Linked DNA regions of Mus musculus: regions 2, 3, 4 and 5 are each linked to region 1. The links are chromatin loops, found by intact Hi-C in ENCODE. Cell type or tissue: left cerebral cortex. All regions are shown on one strand.

Region 1 (5,000 bases):
ATGTTCAGGAAGCTAACGGAGCACTTCTCTTAGCTAAGTCAGCTGCTTATTCTCTGCGGTTGCTGCCTCACGGTCGGACGGACGGACGTGAAGTCTGATGACTCACGCCATGCCGCTTGACAATAGCCAATCCTGGGTGCTCTGTGACCGTGACACCCCCAGCTTTGGCACTACTCACTCGCTACTCTGAATTTGAGTCTTTCCATTTCTGACACCTACAAGCCTCCCCTTTCTTACATGGATTTGAGTATGAGGAGCGGAGGGGGCCAGTCTACATCCGGTCAGTTCATGGATCAAAACAAAAGCACGACTATAAAGGATCAGAGAATCAATATTATCTATATTATCCCTCAGCTTGCGGCTACTACACCTGGGTGGGGCTGGGGGCGGGGCAGCAACCTGAGAGACGGGGGGGCGGGGGGGGGGCGGGGGGGGGCACGTTCTGAATGAAGCAAGCTTTTGATTCCGCTGCCAGAATCCTGTCTGCTTCACCTGCAAAGATGAAACAGAATTTAGAAACTTGATTGTCTGTCTTGAAGACCAGAAAGTCTGACGCTCATAAGATTGAAGGCATAGGTGATTTAAGAAACATCCACAGCAGTGACTGGTCCAAGTTCTTTGAAAAGTGTCTCGGAGGCGTTCGCTTTCCTTTCAAGATTCGGAATGCGCAAGAAGCTGCTGATTGGTGGCTTGGTTTTACGCTTAGTCTTGGATAAAGAAACACTGTTGGAAAACAAACTTGGTAACAAGAACCACACATGGAAACTACCGCATCAATGCAGGATTAATCGGCTCCAAACACGCACAGATTCCCCTCTGCTAAAGCAGGAAATACTCTGGGTCCCACCAGCTGCATCCTCCTCGCTGGAGGCCAAAGATGCCAGAGATATTTAAGCCTAAGTGCTTTCGGTTCTGTCCTGGCCAGAGGCCACGGGTGCCAGGAAATAGAAGCAGTTTTGCCTTATCTCCCTTGGCCTAAAGGAACCCTTTTCCCAGAAACCAAATATGATGTCAGGGCTGAGACCAGGAATGGGAGCGGGCTTGATCGGCTCACCCCAGCTCCAGGCCTCCATCCAGTGAGGTCTCATTGGGAGACTCACTGGAATCCCACTTTCTGGGAACCCAGTGGCATGGGGACCCTGACTTTTTCCTTTTTGAGTTTTCTGCAATAGAACCGTTCTTACTAAAACTCACCCTCTGTGAGTCATGGAATTCATTCTTCCAGTTCGTGAGAAGAGAACCTGAAAGCCACTGGCTCCAACCGCTGTGGTTTTCTGAGTTATCTGAGACCCTAGTTCCCCAAGGTGAGCTCACAGAGCAGAAGAGAGGCCCTGCTCACAGACACCTCAAACTTTACATATTGTTAGAATCTGATAAGTCAAAAATTACTTAAACTGCAACTCAAGATGGACATTGGTCAACATGGATGTAAATAATTCCAGCGTTAGGGTTAATTTAATGGCTGTGGCTGGCCTCCTTCAGATTCAAACTCATCATGGCTGCTTGGGAATGCTTAAGACAACCCACAGTTCCTTTAGGAGACTGTAGTACAAGCCATAGCTGCTAAGGCAACTCATACAAAAGAGAGCATGCTGTTGCTTTAAACAAATTCCTAGTTTTGACATAAGAAATGCAGTTCTTGGCCAGGCGGCTCAAATTCTACATAGGGAAGAAGAGTTCAGCAAGCTAACAGACAAAACGAGTGAGGGCATAGTAGCTACTGGGCAAAGATTACTATTCAAGGACAGATTACAGACTGGGCAAAGCCGGAACACGCGAGCATCAGGATTGCAACTTCTTACCTGTTTAGCCCAACCCGGAACCTTGTGCGCTTCCTGTGTGAGCATTTGGAAACCAAGTGTCAGGTGTTTGCAAGTGGGATTCCAGAAAACTGATTGTGCTTCATAGCTTGGCCAACACTGTTTTTTCCATTAATAAAGTTTGGGAGAGCAAAAGAGAAGGAGAGGAAAAGGGGGAGGAGAAGGAGGAGGAGGAAGGAGAGCAGGTGGGAGGCAAAGGAGGAGGAGAGGGAGGAGGGGAGGAGTGAGAAGAATAGGAGGAGAAAGAGGAGAAAAAAGGGGGGAAGGGGAAGAGGAAGGAGAGAAAGAGAAAGGAGGGGGAGAGAAAAAGGAAGGAGGGGAGAAGGGAAAGAGGGAGAAGGTTGTTCTATGTAATTTGTGTAGTTCTGCATTACCCCTCTCCTTCAGGGGTTCTCTTTCTATAAGCAACTTGCCTATTTTTTTTTTTAATGTATCCCTTAGCGAGACCCAGCAGTGTTAGATTAAATGTTGCTTGCTGTTCTCTGTGTTGGTAACTTCCATTTCCAATAAATTCTCTCCCCCTCCTGCCTCTGTATTTCTGGTACTGGCTTTATTCTGTGGTAGAAATCGTGTTGGGGGCAGAGTGCAAACCCTTCCTTTGGTACATGAAAGGGCCGGCCATTTTCTACTCACTCTGAAGGGGAGCTGCATTCAAGCACGCATGCCCGGGCCTAAAATGTCAGTGCTTTGCCATGCAGATTTGTGCACACACGAAAAGGAATTCAGTTCACCTCAGGGTTGTAATTTAAATAATCGAACCACTTTTTTTTGCAGTTCATTGACTATAGTCCCCCCAAAGCCCTGTGAAGATGTTACACCCTATTTTAAGACATAATATAAGATATCTTAAAATAAAATCACACTTACAAACCACTTTGTAAGAATTGCACAATCAAAGCTTAAGGTATGCTGAAGTCACAGCTTTCTGAAAATCACTAATAATTCCCTTTTATCCTATGCAAAATGATAGTGATACCAGGATTTGTGAAACATGTATTCATGACACATGTACTTCTATATTGTGATGCTTATCTTGAGGTGTCTGGAAATATACAAAAATTGGACTATAAATTGGAGTGCTCTACCTTAGATCAATATTATGGCCATCTATCTATCCAGATATAAATAATACACGTCAAGTGTTTATTTGGGGGGGCCATAGGCCAGACATTTAAAAACTGCAGTTACATGACCAGTATATATAGAAGAATCTTGCTGGAATAAATACAATTACAGGGAAAGTCAGATAGTTCCCCATCCTGGCCAGCAGGTGGCACTAGAGCAGCTTCGATGTCAAACCAAACAAAGGGAGGAAATAAATGCCAATCAAATCCCAACTGCCTTTTGTTGAAAACCAGGCAACTCAACTGCTTGTTTATATTTGAATATGTCTTATTTGCCTTCCTAAGTCGATTGTTGCTTGAACTGATGGACACTTTAGGCTCAGCTAAACACTGATCGGAACCTTCCTGTGCTTTGGATTCCTTCCTAAGAACGAATATAAAAATAATTTGTACTTTATCGATGCCTACAGGCATGGAAATGCATCAGTACTGAACACAGTCAACAAATGTCAGTCATTTTAACTCTACACAATGACCACCAGGTGCACATAGCAGGAAATGAAGGGATGTGGATGCAGAAATGAATGGGATGCTTACGGACCTGGTTGGTGTTTATAATTCAGAGGTTACTATGTATCAAAACACCCACAAAACAGACAGATACAAAAACAACCCTTTACAGTGGCAATATGACTTTTTTTGTTTTTTTCTTAAATAGGTTCTCATGTTGCCCAGAACAGCCTCAAGCTCGCTTATTATGCTAAGGCTGCCGTCTTGATCATCCTGCCCGGCCTCCCAAGTGTGGGGACTGTAGCCATGCAGGCAGGCAGCTCTGGCAGTGCAGTGATTCTTAATAAGTATATAACCTCAAAAGATGGTTGAAATGGCAACCTGTTTCATTATCTTCTTTTTGCTAAGAAATGTCAGCCTCAGTGGTTTCAACCCTATTCATACACAGATACAAAAGACTTTCACAGCCCTTCTCTGGCTCTCTTGCTCTCTTCCCCTCTTACCCCTCTGTTTCTTCTCTCTCCACCCCTCCACCCCCACACATGCTCATGGCTGGCCTCTACTCCTCTGCTCTGTGTGTGTGTGTGTGTGTGTGTGTGTGTGTGCCTCTCTTTCTCTGCCTTTCTCTGTCTCTACTACCCCCTCAACTCCCCTCCCCATGCCCTAAATAAACTCTTTTCACTACTATAGTCCTGTGACTGGTCCCTCAGGGGGAAGGGATGCCTCAGCATGGGCCTCGCAGAAGCACACCCCCACACCATACTGTGCCTCCACCAAACATATCCCTGGTGTCTCTTTCTTTTTTATAAAACACAACGACAGTATCAAAACTACAGTTGCAAAATAGCACCAAATAATTTGTAGCAAACAATACATTTATGGCTGGGGGTCACCACAACATGAGGAACTGTATTAAAGGGTCCCAGCATTAGTGGTTGAGAACCGCTAATATTTAAGATGTTAGGGTGTGAGAAGTCAAGGGTTCACGAGTAGCTACATTGTCCCCTGCCAGAACTTTCAAACAAGCGCTCAAAACTATCCATATTGGACAAACTCCCCAAAACTCAATGGCCTGGGGGTGTAACTCAGTTGCTGGAGTGGTTGTATGCCTTGGATTCTATCTCTAGCACTTCATAAACCAGGCATGGTGGTGCATACCTGTAGTCCCAGCACTTGGGAGTTGGAGGCAGGGGTATCAGGAATTGAAGGAAACCCCTGGCTGCGTAGGGACCTAGAGGACAGCTTGGGATAGAAAGCCAATCTCAAAACAAAACAAAACAAAACAGACAAAAACTCCAACAACAGCAGACATATTCCAGCTGTTGTGAGGCATCAAGGAGACAGCGAATTCAAACGTGCCCGTTAACAGGTGGCAGCCATCTTGCCCTGATCGTTTTGTATGTTAGAGATTGAGAGCTAATACTCCATGGGTTGGATTTGGCTCAAAGATATATTTCTTTCAGTTTTGTTTAGAGGGGTTTCTATGACTACACCAGTTTGGGTGAATCACTAGAAGGAGCTGCAGGACTCTTCAGAGTATTCAGGACTCACTCTGTATGGTAGTACTCAGATGTCTATGTGGTAGTACTCAGGACTCAGTGTGGTG
Region 2 (5,000 bases), 92 kb after region 1:
CCTCTCAACTGTTTCTTTACTCTTTTTTTTTCCCCTAGATTTGGGTAAATGCAAAAGCCTAAGGGTAAGGAGATCGAGCCTGTAATATTACAGGAAAAAAAAAAAAGAGTCTGTTCATGCTGACACGTGACTGAAGAAAATTTCGGTGCTGTGAACGAAAAACTAGGAATTCTGTTTAGAATTGCATGGTTTCTGGTTTCTGCCAGGACAAAAAAAGAAAGAAAGAAAAAAAAAAAAAGAAGAAAAGAAAATCGGTCCGTGCCGGAAGGAAAAGCCCTGCTGAGAGGATACACACAGAGACAGGCAGCGCCAAAGAGACCGCTTCTTTCCCCCCACCAGAAGCAGCTATAAAATAGCATATTCATCCTTTTTCTGAGTGATTACTGCCCGTTTACCGACGAATACTAGGTCTACTTTGCCGTTTTCATTTGTTACTGGGAGAGCACAGTATTGAACGGACCTAGCCTCGTGATCTCGTCCAATGCCTTGTTACTCCTGGTTTTTCCTCACCTCCTCAGAATCGATTATGTCCAATCCAGAACCGATCTCAGCTCTCCCCAGACCCTCCTCAGATTCTTTTGGCGGGAATATAAACCTTACAAAGGGGTTTCCTCTTCCATGCCCCATCCTTTTTTCCTCTGACGTGCCTTCCTCCCGATCTACCAGTAAATCTGGCTTTGTCCGACTGCAGGTTTTTTCCCCTCTGGTGATCTTTGGCTGATTTGGCTTTGACAGGGGACTGGTTAGTATCAGAATCTCTAATCAGATCGCTCTTTGCTAAATGTTCCCTGGCGCTGTAGAGATTTACAATCCCTAGTAGCCCAAACCAGAAACAAATCCTTTCTGCAATTGTTCCATCAGCCCCCTCCCAACCCCAATATCCTCTTAAAGCCGGCTTTAATCATTTTTATCTGGGTCACACTCTAGAGCTTTCATTTTAAAAAGGTTTCACTTTTGAATCCCCGGGTCCCTATTAAAATGCAGCAGATGGGAAAGTGTGGGGCTTTGACCTTGTCAAAAGCAAGGATTTTAAAAAAAAATGCCCTAGCTCAATCGCAAAGAGGGCATCACACAACAAAAGCTTTTTCAAGGAAGCCAATTTTTTTTTTTTTTTTTTTTGTCCTTGCTTCTCCCGGTGTCCCCGAGGCACAGGTGCGGAGGCGAGGAGAACGCATCCTTGCTCTCCCAGGGTCACACCCTAAGCCCTTCCAGCCCTTGGAAGGCTCGGGACCCTGCCCTGCGCGGCTCTGGATCTCCGTCTTGTGTCGCGCGCGGCCTTTCCCGGGTGGCCGGAGCCGAGGAGCAGCAGCAGCAGCAGCAGCAGCATCGGCCTCCGACCGGGACCCGCCCCCGGGCCGCGGCGCCCACGCCCAACGCGGTCCGCTGCCCCGGCGCAGTGCAGCAGAGAGCACACTCCAGCCCCGGGCCGGGTCGGGCCGGGCCGGCGCACGCGCATCGGGACCCGCGCCCTCCGCGGCGGGAGGGGCTGAGGGGGCGTCCCGGGGGCTCGGAGGGAAGAGGAGGTGGCGGCGGTGGCGGTGGCGCCGCGTCGCCCTCATCCGGGCTCGCGCTCGCCCTCGCGCTCGCCCTCCGCCTTGCCGAGCCCCGCGAGGCTGAAACGCTTTCTCCCAGCATGCAGCGGGAGGAGGGATTTAACACCAAGATGGCGGACGGCCCGGATGAGTACGAGACCGAAACGGGCTGCGTGCCCCTTCTCCACCCGGAGGTGAGGGACGGCGCCGAGCGCCTTCCCGGGACCCTGCGGTCCCGCGGCCTCGCTCCCTCAGCCTCGCCCGGGGCGGCGGCCGAGGCGTCCGGCGCGGTGACCTGTGGCGGGACCCCGGGGGAGGCTGAAGAAAGCGAGTCCAGGCCCGAGCGCGGCGGCGAGCGAGCGGATAACGGGGGAGGAGATAGCGGGGCGGGCCCGGCCGGGGCGGGCTCTGGGACGCCGTCCCTGGCGGTGCCTGGAGGACAGAGGTGGGGATGGCGATGGTCCTGTGGTGTCGCCGCGCTGCCTGCGGGTGCAGGGGCGACGGGGGCCTGCTGACACTTTGGAACCTCGGCCGGAGCCCCTGGTCTCGCTCCAAGCCTCCCCAGGCAGGGGAGGCAGCCGATCTGCTGTTTGGTTTTAACTCTCTCCTCGTCCCCTCTTTCTCGGTGGCGGATGACACGACCCTTCCCATCAGTTCACTCGTTCCCCGGGGATCGTAGTTTTCCTGGGCAAAGTGATGTCCTTCCAGATTATGCCATAGCAACCAGCTCGCCGCTGGGGACAGCGAATTTCGGGGTGTGTTTGCCCTTAGGCTATTAAAAAGAAAAGAAAAGAAAACAACAAAAAAACAAAAAGAGAGAGGGTCTGAACTTTGGCGAATAAACGCACGCACCCATTAGCTTGTCACAAAGTAGCGCTGTTTGGGGACTGTCAGGGAGGGTAGACAGCGCAACACGTTTCCCACCGTTTTTTCTTTTGTATCTCCTGGACGGGAACAGTTTTCTCTGCCGGAGCCGTCAGGTTCTGCCCGTTGTTTACCTCCCAGTTTGTAGCTGAGTTTGTGTTTAGTAAAGGCCTGGAAGCAATTCTTTGTGTATCCAGGTTTGTTGATTATTATTATTATTATTATTATTATTATTATTATTATCATCGGTGCACGGTGAGATGCGGGGAGGGCAGGAAAGTGTAGCGCAGCTTCCTGCAGAACTCAGGTCGTGTTTTGAGGTTGAGAATGGTGTCCAGATCCGTGGTGTTCGAATAAACGTGGTTACTTTGCATTCGATTGATTTTATTTCTTCCTGGCTTTTGTGTCTTGTTTTTTTTTTTTTAATTGTAAATACAAAGGACCACTTTCGTATTAATACCCTATTATCTCTTAACTTGATCATACACACACACACACACACACACACACACACACACACACATACACACACACACACAAACTGAGACAGTTTCTTAGAAATATATGCTGAGACAAGTCTCATTAGAAAAGACTGTTTTGGGTTTCTGACACAGCTATGCAGTAAGAAGAAACTTTCTGAAAAATTAAAGTGGCAATAAACTTAGAAAGATTTCTTTTGGTTTACACAAGGTCCTAAAATATGTCCAGAAAGTTTTCAGATGTTGTGTTGTATTTGGGGTTAAGGAATATTTCTGCTCATCGGTTCCTGTGGGTATATTTCAAGCACTTAAAAGTGTCTTATGTATTTTAATGTACTGTGGCACTCAGTGGATGTTTGGAGGTAGAGAGAGACGGATTAGGAGCTCAAAGCTATCTTTGAGAGTATAATGTGTTGGAAGCCAGCTTGTGGCTCAGTGAGACCAAACTATACACACACACACACACACACACACACACAAAAAAACAAAAACAAAAACAAAAACCTTTCCTCTTTGTAAAAATGTATGTTGTTTGTTACCCTAAACATAATTTTGCAGGGTGTGGTCATTCACACCCAGTACTTGGGAGTCAGGAATGTCTCTGAGTTTGAAGTCAGACTAATCCACATAGCAAGTTCCAGGCCAGCCAGGGCTGCATAGGGGCACTGTGTCTCAAAACAGTTGTTGTTTTTCTTAACCTACTAGTAAATCTAGAGATTGCTTGGTATATAGAGAGCTTGAACTTAAGGTGTCACCAGTCTGTTATTTAACAGATGGAATCTTACTAGAAAATCAACTTCCCTATTGCTCAGAGGTGAAATTGGTAAGATAGAGACTTCTTTTGCCAAGTAAGCACTAGGTCTAGTAAGTGTAAGTCTGGAACGTTGGGGACCGACTGAAATAGTCCTCATTTTCTGTGGTTAGTTAATTGCTCCTGCGGTAGACCTGATGCACTCCTTACAGTGTGCTAGGAGCAGAACGGGGCATGCTGTTTGTCTAGAGTGTGTGAAGTTGGGATGATGATGATGGTAATGATGCTGCTTAACTAATGGCCCATTAAGGAGATAATGGAGAGCCCAGGCTTTTGTGTCACACTGACTGGGTTACCTTTCTGTCACGGCTTCTGTTTTATTTATCTCCATCCCTTCCTGCTCTTCTTCTTTCTCTCCCAGGCGTGGTGCCTTGTAGCCTTCAACTCCCTCTGTATCTGAGAATGACCTTGAATTTCTAGTTCTCTTACCTTGGATCAGCTATGTGCCACAACACCCAGTTTACGCAGTGCTGGGGTTTGAACCCAGAGCTTTGTGCATACTAGGCAAGCCCCTGTTACCAGCACCTCATCCCTAGTCCTGGATTCTAATTTGGAATCCTCAATAATTAAATGATAGAAAGTAAAAACTTCTTAAAGCTTTTTTCCTATTTGTTCATCAGAAACTATCGATGTTTCCAGACTTTGTTTAACCGTACGGGAATATATGTCAAAATTCATCAATGAACACACTTTAGGGGCTCTGGTAAGGGCATCTTTCCACGCTTACTATCAGAAGAAGTGTTGCTTTCTTTTTGAGTAATTTAGAAATTTATATGTATTGAAGTTTTTTTTTTTTTTTGGCAGGGCGGGTGAGACAGGGTATCTCTGTGTAGTCCTAGCTGTCAGAGAACTCATTTTGTAGACCAGACTGGCCTTGAACTCACAAAGATCTGCCTGCCTCTGCCTCCCAAGTCCTGGAATTAAAGGAGTATACCACCACCACCACCCAATTTACGTGTTTTTTTAATTTATTGGATTTACATTTTGTAGAAAAGTTTCGTTTTACTTTTTTCTTTGGATTTAATACTGTCACAAAAAATATTTTCTAAGTATTTGTTAGACGGATAAATAATTTGTAGGATAAGAGAGTTTAGCTGCTAGCAAACATGCAAATACACCTGTAATAAACATGCCTGAGGAGATGAAACAAAAGCTAGGGAGAGCTACACAGCAAGACTGTGTCCCTCCAGGTTAGATAGGTGTCTAGATAGGTGGTTAGAATCAGATATTGCTAATTCATTGATTTGTGTGCAAACTGCCCATCACTAAACCCTTTTAAGACAGATATGCAGTTACTGGGCAATGAAACATTTT
Region 3 (5,000 bases), 72 kb after region 1:
TACATCTCCAACGTGGTGAAGTCTCCGCGTGTGACAAACCACCAGTTTCGGTTTTCGTGTGTGTTGGTGGTGACAGGTTTTGTAGCGAACTTCGAGGAGCCTGACTCAAACTAGCTGTGGCTATAAAAAGAATTGGCTGGATTATGTAAAAGGAAGTGAGGGGATTAACCATGTTCAAGCACCAGTGACTAGGGCTGGCTCCTTGGAGCTCTCTTCCAACTCTCACCTGCTGTTTTCTGAGTGTCAGCTTGTTTCCTTCTCAGCGGAAAACTACATGATAGCGTTAAGACTTTGCTATGAAGCAACAAACAGATGTTAGGTGATGTTTTAAATACTTTGAACGTGCAGTTGAAAAAAAAAATGCCATCGTCTGTAATCTTTCTTTTATTTGATACAATTTTATTACTAAGTTTATTTCCAGAGAATTAGAACTCTGTTGCCTTTACTTATACCAGGGATTCCTTCGCTTTTGCCCTCTACACCTGGGAGATTTTAACGGAACTCTGGATGTATAGTTATATAAAATAGGAAGACAAATCAAACACTGCTGATAATAAATCATAAAGAGATTGACTCTGAAGCAGTTCTTTGCTAGCTGTGGTGCACGCCTCTAATCTCAACACTTGAGAGGCAAGAGGCAGGCCTGAGTTTGAGGCTAGCCTGGTCTACAGAGTGAGTTTCAGGACAGCCAGGGCTACACAGAGAAACCCTGTCTCTAAAAACAACAAACTCCATTCTTTGGTATGTAAGCAATTTTCCCTGTTCCTTAGAGATGAAAGAAAGTTTCCATTCTAATGACCTGGCAGCCTTTGCCTAACAGAATACCATCCAAATGCGGTCAGTTGACATGTGCTGGGGAAGATGGTTACTGTCTCCATCACTAGACCATTCTATGCCCATAAGCACGGAACACTTGGTAGGTATGGCAACTGATATAACTCAGGTATCCTGAACCTGGGCTAAGCTGCTTTGAGCAACACTCATCAGCACTGTGTAGTAGAGGAATGAACAGGGCACAGCTTGTGTGTTGAAATTCATAACACTTGATTTTGCAGTAATATTTGGTCACGGCGTGTTTGGAAACCTTTGACTCTTACCAAATTATTCCCAATTATTAGTCACGTGATCCCACGTGGAGTCGAGCTCTTTGGCTCAGGAAACTCACACTGAAATGACTTTCTTGATGGGTTTTTAGCTCCTTTCCAAGCGGGAGCACAGTAGTAAATTCCAGGATATGTAGAATTTTTCCTATCAAAACAAAATAAAACAAAACCAATGTCTACCTATATCTATGAACTCAACCAATATTCATGATCAAAGTCCAATTTTCTTTAGGAAAATATACGTGTTAGGGTGAAAGAACTCTTCTAAGCAGGATATCCTGAATTATCATTAAAGGAAAAGACAGTGCTAAACAGCTCAAAACCCGCCATTGGTTTGTTCCTCTCTCAAACATACATATGCCATCTTCTGTGTGACAGGAAGCCTTTGCTAGGTGCTTAAGATAGATATACATAGAGCAATACATGCATACATACATACATACATACATACATGTAAAGATTCATATTTGTATACATATTCACATGAATACATGTGGTAAATATTTAAGTTTCATTTGGACATAATTTCACAGTATCCATACAAAAAGCTATCAAATATCCTTCATATCTTCTTTTTTTTCTTCTCAAGTTCTAAAAGTTTTACTGTCACTCTCTATTGGAGAATTTCAGAGATGATATTCTTTATGCCTAACATACCACGGTATATTTTCATAAAAACGGGGACCTTTTCAAATTATCTGCAATACAATAGAACATATTGGGAAATAAACATCAATTCAAAATACATTGTTTAACCTATAGATTATGCTTGGACTTTACACATTGTCCCAATGACGCTTGTGTTAGCAAGACAAAACCCAGGCTCAATGTCACATTTGATTTGTATTTAGCTAACTCCCCAGATTTTGTCTTTCAGAACAGTCACATTTGGGGGTGGGGGAAAGAGCAGGAGTACAGGGTATAAATTTTGTCCCTTAATTTGGTTGCCAGACATTTCTTCCTGCATAGATTTGGGATCTGGCTTTTGGCAGGAGCACCACGGAAGTGCTGTCGTCTTCTTGGGGCTCACAACGCCAATCTATCCTGTGTTTCTATTTTTAATGTGTTTAGCATCTAAGATAGGTGGCAGGCATAGAGAATAACAACCAGGATGTAGTCTGTTAAGGGATGCATGCATGAGTGTCTGACTTCTTTGATTTCTTCCTTGTATTTTTTTGCCCCCCACCCCTGCCCTTTGCTGTGCCCTTGGTGCCATATAGCAACTGTGCTCTGACATCGTTTTGCCTCAGGGGGATGGAGTAACCCTTGCATTTTACACTGGGTCTCCTTTGACAGAACGCGAAATGCCTGGCAAAACTTGTCTGCTTCCTTTCTGTGCAGGCATCCAGTGGGTGGGGGAGTGGCCACTGTAAATGCTCTCACAATGGCAGCACGGGATTGGTCAGTCTGTGTGTCCTCTTCTGTGCCACCTGCTTTATTCTGACACAGGTGTTCAGAGGTTCCCAGCAGGACCAGGCTCCAGGTGCCCAGTGAAACACATCCATTGGCGTTCTTTCTTGTCTTCTAGTTACCTTTCTCTCCTATTGTTCTTTTCAAACATTTCCCAAAATGAACCAATTGTATGAAAACCCGCATATCAGAGTCTGGCTTGTGGCGGGACTAAGACATTTGATAGTAAACGTAGACTTGGAAGCAGATTTTCCTGTCCTACCCAAGAAGGATTCTAGTACTAATGTCTCACTGGTCAGAACTCCTTCCAACGCTGGTAGAAAGCAGGTGTGCGTATCCCTGCCTCAGTCACATCGCTAAGACTTTCATTGATAAATCATTGGGATATGGTATAGGTTCACAAGTGTGCTGTTTGAATCAGAATGGCCCCCATAGGCAGATAAATTTCATTTCTTAGTCATCAGGGAGTGGTGTTATTTAAATGGATTAGCAGGATTAGGAGATGTGGCCTTGTTGTAGGAACTATGTCTCTTGGGGGTGGGCTTTAAGGGTTCAAAGGCCATTACAAGCCCAGAGTCTATCTCACTGTCTCTGTCTCTCTGTCTCCCAGTCCCCCTTTCTCTGCCTATGAACCCAGATGTAGCCCTTAGTTACTGCTCCAGCACCTGTCTGCATGCCGCCATGCTCCCAATTAAATGCTTTCTTTGAGAGGAGTTGCCTTGGTCACGGTGTCTCTTCACAGCAACAGAACAGTGACTAAGACAAATAGGGATGTCTTTAAACATTTTGAAGGTACAGGTAATTATGGGACCTATGGACTGGCTTGCTTTTGCCAAGGGAGCATTTAGATTCAAAAGAAAAGATGGGCTCAAGGAGCCAGTATTCAGTTCTGGGCAGGCCATGAAAACACAAAAAAACCCTCTGTTTTAGTTTTATTTCTGTTATAAAAATAGCGTGATAAAAAGCAACTTGGGAGGGTAAAGGGTTTGCCGTTCATCTTACAGTTCCAGGTTATAGTCCATCATTGCTGGGAAATCACAGGGAATCGAAGCAGCTGGCTATATCATATCTATAGTAAAGAGCAGGGAACATTAAATACATGCATGCTGCTTGCTTACCTGTGCTAGCTTGATTTTCTACTCTTAGACAAATCAGGGTCCCCTGCCTAGGGAATGGTGCTGCCCAAAATGGGCTGGGTCTCCTCAGATCAATCAGCTCGAGATACTTCCCAACCTATATGTCCACAGGCCAAACCAATGTAGACAATCGGTCATCGAGACTCTCTTCCCAGGAGATTATAAGTTGTGTAAAGTCAGCATTTAAAGCTAGCCATTAGAGCCTCTGGGCAGCATTGAAAAAGATGCTTGTTTTCTGTGTCTGTAGAGCAAACTGTGTTGTCAGGCAGACCCAAGACTGAACAACATGTTAACGGAACTTCCAAGGAGATCAAATTGACAGCCCAGAGAAGTCATCTATAGCAAAGTCCATGGCAGAGAAAGAATGGGAGCCTGAGACCTCGCGTGATAGCATTCAGCCTGTGACAGTTCTACTCACACATCCCAAGCATACATATTCTGTTTGAATAATCAGTTCTCTTTGCTTTGCTTAGAGCAGTGGTTCTCGGCCTTCCTAATGCTGCAACCCTTTCCGTGCATTTCATCATGTTGAGGTGACTCCAACCATAATAATTATTTTTGTTGCTACTTCCTAACTGTAGTTTTGCTACTGTTACAAATTGTCATGGAAATATCTGTGTTTTCTAATGGCTTTAGCTGAGCCCTGTGAAGGAATCATTTGACTGCCTATAGGGGTAGTAACCCATAGGTTGAGAACAACTGACCTAGAGAGAGCAGTCTCCTCTTGCCTCCCCCCCTGCCCCACCCTCACACTTACCTCTGATGAGAAAAAGTATCACTTGTTTGAACAAAGGTATGGGAGTGGATCTTGATAGTAATAAGCCAGGCAGGGCAGGATATAAAAGTGGACAAAATTATCATTAACAACATAGGTTTTTATGGTGAAGCAAGGCCACTGGAGTCCATTTTAATATATGGTGGGGAAGGGTGCCTGAAACACAGATGAAGGGAATGAAGGGGACATGACAGTGCCTCAATTTAAGGAAGGCATCTAGAGGAAGTTAGACTGACCGGGAAAAGTAAAATATAAGGTGTAAGACTCACCGCCTAACTGTGTTTCTCCTAAGAGACCCAAGGACATATTAAATACCTAAGACAGAAATTCCATGATGGGGGTGCCATTGGCTTCTTTGGGATATTCAATGGTGGCTGTCTACTGTATTTGACAGTGTGTGGTGGTTTGAATAGGTTTGTCCCCTATAGAATCATGTGCTTGGCCCACAGGGAATGGCACTAAAAGGAGGCTTAGCCTTGTTGGAGTAGGTGTGGCCTTGTTGGAGGAAGTGTGTCACTGTGGGGGTGGGCTTTGAGTTCTCCTATGCTTAAGCTCTACCCAGTGTGGAATTTCAGT
Region 4 (5,000 bases), 120 kb after region 1:
GGGATTTATAGAGCTGGGGCGAATGATAGACTTATCGTTAGAGTTTTGAATATTCTTCACTCTGATTGCACAGTGGCTGGACCAGTTTGCAGTTCTTCCAGTAGTGAATGGGGTTCACTTCCCGCACATCGTTTTCCACGTCCCTGTCTTAGTTCCTGGTTGCTTTGTTGATGTTTGCCACTCTGTCTGGGTGAGATGAGTTTTGAGAGTTGTGTTGATTTGCAGTTTCCTAATTGCTGGGGCAGTGAGCAGTTTTGAGTTATTTCTTTTTGTTTGTTTGTTTTGGGGGCAGGGTCTCTCTATGTAATTCTGGCTGTCTTGAAACTATATAGACCAGGCTGGCTTTGAACTCATGGAGGTCCACTGAGTGCTGGAATTAAAGTTGTGTGCCACCATAGCTGCTCACACATGCCTTAGCCAGTTTTCGTTCTTCTTTTGAAAACTGTTTAGATCTCAAGTCAGTTTCATAGGGAATCTTTTTTTTTTTAAACTTTTTGAGTTCTTAGTATATTCAGGATTTTTATCATATGTCTCACACACACACACACACACACACAAACACTCTCACACACACACACACACACACACACACACACACACACACACACACGGCAAAGATTCTATCTCATTTTGTGGGCTTCCTGTTTGTTTATTTCTTTAGCTGTCCTGAAGAAGCTTTTTTTTTTTTTTCCTGTGATTTTTTGACCCCCCCTTTGGAGTTGTTAGAATTCTCTTAAATAATACAGTCGGCTTCCTGTGACAATCACAGTCGTTCCTCTGGATTCACCCTCAGATACAGATATGAGAAAAAAGTTACATGTGAATCAGTCAAGTCAACACATTTTGCATGGTTAAATTAAAGAAATAAAAATACTTGCGCTCCTCATATGTAGGGACGGAATAAAAAAACATTCTTCTCATCGCTTATTGGGGGAGCTAAGTCTGCTCACCTAGGCTACAAAAGAGGTTGAGGATCTTCACCATAGGGTGATGACCAGGGACACACAAAAAACGAACTCTGCACATTGAAAGAACAGTTTGGATTTGAACTGCAGTTACAGTTTGCAGTCATGTTCTAAGATCCAACACTGCAGGGCATAAAGAACCTTGAGTAGCACTTCCAGGAGCCAACTTGCTCCCTTATTGCTGCAACACCCACTTGTGATGCTAATTGTACTTTGTGGCCCATGGACCATGGCTTTTGTTACAAGCTAATCTTGAACAGTTGCTTTGGTGGCAACAGTCACCACCAATTCCTTAATCATTTAAAACGTGTTCTGGATTGACTCTAGTGGGTGAAACTAGTCTTGTAGCTATTGGCTTTTGTCTTTTAAATACTTGTTAATGTCCCTCTTCAAAACTTAGGGAATATTAGTGCCTGCAAGAACATTCTTTGATGATACCCTATAAAATGAATTCTAAATTCTTGCTAGTCCGTGTAAAAGACACACAGTCCAGGTCTTTTATTTACAAGCTGTGAGCTTAGACTGGGCAGGTTTCAGAGCTGTTCTAACTCACATCCCAGCCAATGTACCTCATGGCTATGTGCTCACAATCCATCCCCTCCTTGGACTTCTTTCTTCTCCTCTCCTTTCTATACCTGTGACCTCCAGCCAGGTATCTGAAAGCCGGCCTACCTTATACTGCCCAACCACAGGCTTTATAGCCTTTTATAGCCCAAAGAGCTTTGGGAGCAGGGTAACATAACATAATATGTTGTATGGGAGGATTTTGTCAGGGGCCAACCAGATTTGGGGGCTTAGTACTTAGCATTTGAAAATATAGCAGTACCAGACCAGTCTCCTAAACAACATTTTTTTTTGTAGTATTGAACAGAGGTTTGAATATAAAAATAAATATAAGAGCGAGTTAGGAGGAGAAGAGATGGTTCAGTAGTTTATAGAGGCCCCGGCACCTGCACCTATGCCAGGCTGCTCCCCACTGCCTGCGTCTTGGGTTTCAAGGGGACTGGCATCTTCTTCTAGCCTCTTGGGCACTTTACTCATGTGTATAAACCCACACACATACACATAATTAAAAATGTGAATACAAGCTGTACAAAATAAGAGTTTAAATGTTGTCAATTTGAGCTTAGGTCTTACATCTGGGGTACAAATACCATATTATGAAAACATAGTACTCTCTTTCAGGACTTTACAGTGAAGGAAAAGTCATGGAAGTCACTTTTTTTGGAAATCATTTAATAATTACTCAACACTGACTTGAATTGTATAAATTCACCAAGTAAAAATGAGTCCCAAGATGTAAACTGTCTATAGAAAAGAATAAGATTGTTTAAAAAGAGATCCCAGTGGAGTTTTTTTTTTTTTTTGCTTTAGATTCTAGTCTTTTCAAAACATTTTCAATCAGACACTTCAGACCTATGTAAACATTTGTGTGTGTTTTTTAAAAAGAAGATTTTATTTATTATGTATAAGTGGTCTACCTGCATATATGCCTACAGGCCAGAAGAGGGCACCAGATCTCATTCTAGGGGGCTATGAGCCACAGTGTAGTTCCTGGGAACCTCTGAGCCATGGCTCCAGCCTCCACCGTTTGTGTTCTTAATAGAACCCAGGCATGGTGGTGACACAGCTTTAATCCCAGCTACTCCTCTTCCAGGTCAGCTTGTGCTACAAAGTGATACCTTGTGTCCAAAGAAAAAAGAAACCCACATCCTGGAACTATTTTGCTGGGTTTCTTTAACTATGTTGCATGATGGAGAACTTGGTCGCTTTATTATATGCAATTTTACAAGACCAGTTTAATGCATATTTATATGAAGCAATGTTTTCTGAATTAAACATGTAAGAATGGTTATATTAAGAATTTAGAACTGTGTTCCTTAAGTGTGAATGCATTTGTTATTTAAAAATCACTTAGAATGGTGTTATTATATGTCAATTCTATGTCGCTATTTATGTGGGAAGTGTTTATCTCATGCCTTAAAGGCATTTATATTTGATTCATTGCGTTGATTAGTCCATAATTAAGCATCACAAAGAACAGCTAGGTCTTTTCATTTCAGAGTATATAAAAATGCTGTGACAGTAGTGTATTAAGTAGCAAAGCTGCCTTTCTCTTTTTAAAACCATGTTTTTTATAGCAAATAGGGCATAGTGAAGGGTTTCCTTTCTCATTTATAGGCGGTAGCATCTTCTGTGCCTGCTGCTTGATTTAATCCTTACTCACCCTCCGAGGAGAGGAGAGGAGAGCTTCACTGAAGTAGACAGTGCCTTGGCTATTCTTGGCTCTTCTGGACTCAGCTACTGATTCCAAAAGTTTGTTCAGATCTTTGTGGTTGCCTGAATATCTTTTTATATGATTTGGTTTTCTTACTCTTTTTATTTTAATTTTTATTCTTTACATACATTGCATCCCGACCACAGCTTCCCCAACCTCCTCTCTTCTTAGTCTTACCCCTACTTTCCCTCTTCACCTAGGTCTACTCCTCTGTTTCCCCGTTTTTTGTTGTTGTTGTTTGTTTTTTTAAAAAGGCCTCCCAGGTATATGAACTGCAAAACAAATTACAATGAGATTAGACACAAACCTTCACGTCAAGGCTGGATGAGGCAGCCTGTTAGGAGGAGGAGGGTTCCAAGTGTGGGCTAAAGAGTCACAGGTACCCCTCCCCACTCTCACTGTTAGGGCTCTCATGAGAACAACTCTGCAACCATAAGGTATATGCAGAGGCCCTAGGTCAGACCCATTCTAGGTTTGTGATGGTCATTTCAGTCTCTGTGAGCTCCTATGAGCCCTGCTTAGTTGATACTGTGGGCTGTGGTCTCATGGTATCCTCCATCCCTCTGGTTCCTAAAGTCCTTCCTTCTCCTCTGTGGGGCTCCCCTGCCTTGCCCAGTATTTGGCTGTGAGTCTCTGCATCTGCTCCTATCACTTGCTGGATCACTTGCCTCTCTAATGATCAGTGAGATATGCACTGATCTATGAGTATAGAACAATGATGTCAGTAGAAATTATTTCATTGTCTTTTTTTTTTTTTGCCAGTCATATTTGGTTCTATCCCAGGTCTCTGGGCTTACCAGCCTTTGGTTCTTGGCCATCCACATAGTGTTAAACGTGGGCTCCCTCTTGTGGTGTGGGCCTCAAGCTGTACCAGTTACTGGTTGGCCACTCTCACAAGTTCTGCGCCGTCATTATCCCAGCATATCCTGCAGGCAGGACAGATTGTAGGTGGAAGGTTTTGAAAAGACTGTTTATCTTCAAAGGCACAAAGTAGGTTGATAGTGGAAGATGTTTTATTTTTCACATAATTTCTTAAAGTTGAAGATGAACACTCTATAAATTACTACAAATTTTATTTTACAGATACTATATTTCGAAAGGTGCTATTGTGGATCAACTTGGAGGAGACCTGAATTCAACTCCGTTGCACTGGGCCACAAGGTGTACATTCACTTCTATATCATGCTTCGCCTTAGGCTCCTTTAGTTTTTTTTTTTTAAATGATAATGCTAATATTTGATGTAGTCAATCATTTATTTATTGCTGCCCAGTGTTATCTTCACTGGAAACAAAGCTACAAGTTGTTCCTAGGGAAGCAGGCTAATCCAATTGTAATACTTTGGAAGTATGCATGCATTTACTTAAATAGGTTTTTTGGGGGTTTTAAGATCATATTGGAATGAACTCACTTAATAATTACTATGCTTTCATTAAGTTATCAAAGCTGTTGCTCCAATTAAGACTTTGAAGAACTGTGAACTCCTGTGTCTTGTTTTAAAGCAACTTGATAAAATGTGTGCTTTGATTCCATCCTTACGCTCCTCAAGTCTGCGCTTTCCTAGAAGACTTTGGAATCACTTAATGTCTAAATGCTCGTCTTCCTGTTTTTTAGACAAGGCCATTTATCCATGGTTGTACAACTAATGAAATATGGTGCAGACCCCTCCTTAATTGATGGGGAAGGATGCAGCTGTATCCACTTGGCTGCTCAGTTCGGACATACCTCAATTGTTGCTTATCTTATAGCAAAAGGACAG
Region 5 (5,000 bases), 110 kb after region 1:
GTAGGAGAGTGCTGGCAGGGGTGCAGGGGTGTGGAGTTAGGATCAGGTATGTGTTAAAAGGTGAGACCTGAGTGCAAGAAACAGAAGACATTTGCAGTAAGTATGAGGGGCTAAAGGTGAACTGGAAGTAGGGAGAGAGAGGAGACAACTTTTGATGTGCCTTTATGAAGGGTCACGAGGGTGGCAGTGTTGACCTTGCTGGGGAAGGGAAAGAAAGGGTGTGGATTTGCTAGCCAAAGCTTAGTTATTGAATGTGCAGGCGTGCTGTGTGGGTCACATGATTTGCATAGTGACACAGCACGCGTATTCAGAGGACAGCTTAACAGAGCTGAGTCTCCTCAGCCTTGTGCAGATTCCAGGGATTGAGGCGAGCTTCCCCAGCAAGCACCTCTGTCTGCCAAGCTGTCTTCTGCCCCCACAGCGCACACGGATGAGTGAGTGCCTCATTTACACGGGCACTGACAACTGACCGTTAGGTTTTATCATGGCTAACAGCTGTGGGGTTGTTTGATGTGAGATTAGGAAATAAAGAACAAACTAGCTATATTGCAGTCACTCAAGTAGGGAAGTTTTAAGTAGGCCAGAGATGACAAGGTAGCACTTGTTTTCAGATATTTTATGTCAAGCTTAAAAATAGATGTGGAGACGGCAATTCTATTAAATTATGACTGACCCACTCACTGTGTATGTGTGTGTGTGTGTATTCCCCTCCCCCCCCATGTGGTGTGTGTGTGTGTGTGTGCACACGTGTGCGTGTGCTTGTGTGTGTGTGTTGATACTGGTTTTCTTGGTTGCTCTCTGCCTTATAGTTTGAGGTAGTCTCTTGCTGACCCTGGAGCTCACCATCCAGCTAGCTTAGTCTCGCTAGCTTACTGGAGAACCTGCCCCTTGTTTCCCAAGGGCTGGGGATTAAAGACAAGTTTATTATGTCCATATGGCTTAAAGTCATCACTTTATCTGAGGAACTATCTTCTCAGCCTGATGCCCACCCCTTTTCTTTCTTAGATAACATCTCCTATGTAGCCAGCCCACTTTGACCAGGAACTTGCAATCTCCTCCCTCAGTGTCCTGAGTGATGGGATTACAGGACTGATATGGCAACCACACCCTTGGACACTTCTAACCCACCCTGTAGTTTGTGATGTTTGCCACTCGGGAAGTGGCTGATGATAGTAAATATCCTTTCTCCTGTATATCTTCCTTCCTGTATCTTTGGTAAAGTATCTCCTGTCTGCACTAGTTTACTAGGGCTGCTGGGATCAAATAACAGACCAGACGGTTTACTTGTGGAGAGCCCTTCCCCAGTTTGGAGGCTAGAAAACAAAGGTCCAGATTACGTTGTGGACTAGTATGCTCCTTCCTTTGAAATCTTTAGCCTTTAGATGCCTGGTCTCACTGCCTTTTTAAAGGTTATACTTTTTTTTTTTTTAACATTTAGTTTTGTAATAAGTTTTGAGTTGATTTTTATGTAATTTGAGTTTGAAAAATTGGGTTGATTGGGGCTGGAGAGGTGGTTCAGTGGTTAAGAGCACTGACTGATCTTTCCGAGGTCCTGAGTTCAAATCCGAGCAACCACATGGTGGTTCACAGCTATCTATAATGAGATCTGATGCCCTCTTCTGGTGTGTCTGAAGACAGCAACAGTGTATTCACATACATAAAATAAATAATCTTAAAAAAATGGTCTTTTTTTTTTAATTTTAATTTTGCCTATGGATTCCCATTCATCTCCGAAAACTCTTTTTTTGTTTGTTTGTTTGTTTGGTTTTTTTTGTTTGTTTGTTTTGAGACAGGGTTTCTCTGTGTAGCCCTGGCTGGCCTCGAATAAAAACTCTTTTCTTAAATTGCTTTTATATTGTTAAAAATATTTGAGCAAATACATGGGTTTTAATTTTTAGGGTTTGTTTTTGTTTTCTTTTCTGTTTCTGGAGTCTTTTTGTGTCTAAAACTAAGCCAGCCCCATGCGATGCTGGTAACTTTTGTTTTGTAATAGTTCTTAAAATTGACTTTTAGAAGATAACAGGTTTCTTCCTATATCAATTTAGAATAACCTTGTCTGTAGCTACAAAGAATCTTGAGGGATTTTGATAGAAATTGCACTAAACAGACACACACATATATAAATTTGAGGAGAATGGCATCTTTATGATGGATATTCTAGTTAATAAATACAGTATGTAGGTCAGTTTATCCAGATTTTGATTTCTGTCATTGGCATTTGACATATGATGCTGCATATGACAGCTACACAGACTCCTGGGCTTTGCTTGCCCACCAATTCGTGGCCTCACCACACCATTTCTATCAGTGAGGAAACAAGTCTCTCTCCAGTTTTGAAACCAAACCAAACACTATTATTTTCCTTAGGTCTCCTTTCTGTTCTGGCTTCTGCTCTTATTAGTAACAAAACTTCCCTAGAAGAGTTGTAGGTGTTCCATGTTCTGTCCATCCTTTCTTAAGCCATCTCCTGTCAAGCATGCATCCTCACTTTGTCAAGATAATCTGACCTCCTGCTGCTAAGTCCCCAGGCCAGTTTGACAAGCTTTCTTTGTTTTGCTGTAGGGAAATAGTAACTGAAGTGTGTGAAGGTTTGGTGTTTTCAGGTCTCCAGAGCAAGAAGTCTGATAAATCTAAGCTCAGTGGGAGGAAAACATTTGTATTGTTAGTGAAGGTATAAAGTGGTACTGCCACCTGGAGGGCAGTTTCATAATAAAGTTCAAGAAACCAAGCCATTTTATCTGTAAGTAGGTGCTTACCTGAGTTGAAAAAATCTAACCAGCACAGTATCAAAAAGAATAAACGGGCAGTATTTTTGTGTGATTTATTGGTGCAGTGAAATACATTTACCATCGAGTGAAGGAGAGCCATGTATCTCAGTGCTGATTATTCTCAGAGTGACAGTGCTTACCCTGGATGCCCTGTGTAGAGTAGGTGTTGGTACCGCTTTCTCTGAGCGTTTTTTTTTCCCCCCTGGATCACACTGCTAAGCATGGGACTGACAAGGGTTCTTGTATTTAAGGACAGAGGTTGAACTTGCCCGAAGTAGATATCATCTACCCCACAACTCTTTATGACCTCTACCCTGCCCAATATAGAGACAATTTAACGAGAGAAGATTCTTTGAAGAATTTAAAGCGATTATCTCTCAACTTACCCAGTAGTATTCTTGCTAAACTTGGGCTGTGCAACCAAATGAGGACAGGAGACTAGGTCAAGAAAGGGGCGCAACTGAACACTGTGGCTGGAGCCTGTACTACCAGCAGCATTTGGGAAGCAGCTCAAGGTTCACAAGTTTGAAGCCAGGTTGGGCTGGTTAGTGAGACATTTTCTCAGTGTTCAAAAGAGCTTAACTAAAGTTTGTTCAAGGAGAGGGAGTAGACGTCCGAACTCTCAGGATGTCCCAGTTGAGAAAGCAAGTACTTGAATATCTCCATAGGTATTCATGACAATGGTTTTGGATTTCTGATCCAGTAGCCTAAGACAAAAATTTGTGTTGCTTTAAGCCACTAGGTTTGTTACAAAAGAGATGGTGAAGTAACATAATTCTTTCACACAATGCCTGATGATTTGTTTGCATAGAAAGGGAGCTCAGGTAGGAGGGGAGCTAGCTGAGTGTCTCAGAGAGCTAAAGTGATGCTCAGATTGTGAACTGGAGGATTTAAAGGCCTAAGCCTGAGGACATCTTCTAAGTAGGATGACTAACATGAGCTAAGGTATAAGACAGCAAGGATTTTGGAGGACACAGCTTACAGATGTGTAGTGTGGGTAGAGGAGAATGGTAGATACTAAAGTCGAAGAAAAAAGTAAACAGGTCATGGAAGATTCTGTAACGTTGCTGAGTGTGCTCATTTCCGTGCTAAGCCTGATCATAGGAAGAGAGTAGTAGAGGCAGAGGCATGGATGGACTGAGGTGCTGAGGGGGTACAGAGCAAGGCCAGCAGGGGTTCCTCTAGAGAAAAGCAGTTCGGGAGCTAAGCTAGTCTAAGGTAGTCTGCCTCAATACCTGCAGCAAGCAATCCGACCCCACACAATCCTTGATTAGAATCAGTCTGGTAAAGTGTTTACTATAGGTAATTTGGTAATTTTTGCTAGTACTTGGGCATGAAAATGAGAAAACAGTACCACCTACTTTTAGGAAATTTAGATTGTTCTTTAGACTGTTCAAAGAGATATTCTTATATTGATACTCATATGTACATAAGAAGTTATTGCTTATATAAGAATAAGAAAGTTTTCTTATATAAGAAATCTGTGAACATAAATTAGCAAAGCCATATATTAGTTATAACCACCTTTTAAAAATAAAGATGATTTCTAGAGATCGATCTGTGTGGTACTTTACAAAATACATAGCTCTCGTGACTATACTCCTTAGGATACACAGGTTCTGCTGAAGTCTCAGCTCTGAAATGTTGACAGCTCAAGGGTTACTGGTTCATGATCCATGCACGCTTTAGGGTAAGCAGGGGCTACTTTTGGACCCAGAATTACTATTTTACTCTTGAGAGCATTGCCAGTGTCTATGACCCAAAGAAAGCGAGAGGCATATATTTGTTGTTCATATTCAGTTAAAAATAGGGATCTCTCACTTACACACACTTGGCCAGGGTCGTAGAATCTATGTGCTTGAGACATGGGAGTATTTGGTCAATAGCACTAATGATTGCAGTTGTATTTAAATCTAAACATCAAAACCAGAGAAGCCCAGGAGAAGATTGTGTGTGACTGTTAGTTGTAGAATGTCAGAAATACATTGACGCCACAAATCAGTGCTACTAGAAAGGGGCAGCTGTCTTTAAGTAAGAAGATGGGTACTATCTAGTCTTGCATATACAACTCTAACTCAAACATGTTAAGTGAATCGCAGGACTCCAGGAAAGTTCTTCTCCTCCCAGGTATGGGGACAGGACATTTTCAAAAATTGTACAGTAGGCAAATACTTAATTTAAGTAATTAATTTTCTTTTTGTAGATAGGTATTCTATGTAGCCCTTCCTGGCT

What was found. Hi-C counts contacts between places; a loop is a spot of excess contacts. Peaks named below come from ENCODE experiments on the same cell type or tissue, not always from the same donor. Only the 100,000 strongest peaks of a DNase experiment are listed, where the experiment ranks them.
Region 2: it touches region 1 in a loop (2.9-fold over the local background); 11 of 42 quality-filtered maps call a loop at or near these places.
Region 3: it touches region 1 in a loop (2.2-fold over the local background); 4 of 42 quality-filtered maps call a loop at or near these places.
Region 4: a loop joins it to region 1, with 6 times the contacts of the local background. A loop is called at or near these places in 24 of 42 quality-filtered maps.
Region 5: a loop joins it to region 1, with 4 times the contacts of the local background. A loop is called at or near these places in 35 of 42 quality-filtered maps.

Annotation. Positions count from the first base shown.
Region 1 is chr10:111,098,347-111,103,346 of GRCm38, reverse strand. No RefSeq gene overlaps it. Among named protein-coding and RNA genes, the nearest start is that of Gm29916, 17 kb to the right of the region's middle. In left cerebral cortex, a CTCF peak has its summit at 3,086 (motif pointing right); DNase peaks (open chromatin) are centred at 64, 3,092, 3,701 and 4,060; H3K4me3 peaks cover 702 bases; H3K27ac peaks cover 365 bases.
Region 2 is chr10:111,006,664-111,011,663 of GRCm38, reverse strand. Zdhhc17 (zinc finger, DHHC domain containing 17) reads left to right here and starts at 1,598. Exons shown (of 17, transcript NM_172554.2): 1 at 1,598-1,726. The coding sequence starts at 1,634. In left cerebral cortex, a CTCF peak has its summit at 2,264; DNase peaks (open chromatin) are centred at 1,397, 1,665, 1,871, 2,187 and 2 more places; H3K4me3 peaks cover 2,838 bases; H3K27ac peaks cover 2,726 bases.
Region 3 is chr10:111,026,751-111,031,750 of GRCm38, reverse strand. No RefSeq gene overlaps it. Among named protein-coding and RNA genes, the nearest start is that of Zdhhc17, 19 kb to the right of the region's middle. In left cerebral cortex, no CTCF peak of the experiment used is centred here; DNase peaks (open chromatin) are centred at 45, 2,112 and 2,425; H3K4me3 peaks cover 317 bases; H3K27ac peaks cover 945 bases.
Region 4 is chr10:110,973,748-110,978,747 of GRCm38, reverse strand. It overlaps Zdhhc17 (zinc finger, DHHC domain containing 17), which reads left to right. Exons shown (of 17, transcript NM_172554.2): 4 at 4,327-4,404; 5 at 4,856-5,000. Among named protein-coding and RNA genes, the nearest start is that of Zdhhc17, 34 kb to the left of the region's middle. In left cerebral cortex, CTCF peaks have their summits at 2,456 (motif pointing right) and 4,090 (motif pointing left); DNase peaks (open chromatin) are centred at 2,535, 3,202 and 4,088.
Region 5 is chr10:110,987,601-110,992,600 of GRCm38, reverse strand. All of the region lies in intron 1 of Zdhhc17 (zinc finger, DHHC domain containing 17), which reads left to right. Among named protein-coding and RNA genes, the nearest start is that of Zdhhc17, 20 kb to the left of the region's middle. In left cerebral cortex, CTCF peaks have their summits at 1,634 (motif pointing left) and 2,693 (motif pointing left); DNase peaks (open chromatin) are centred at 336 and 2,687; H3K27ac peaks cover 523 bases.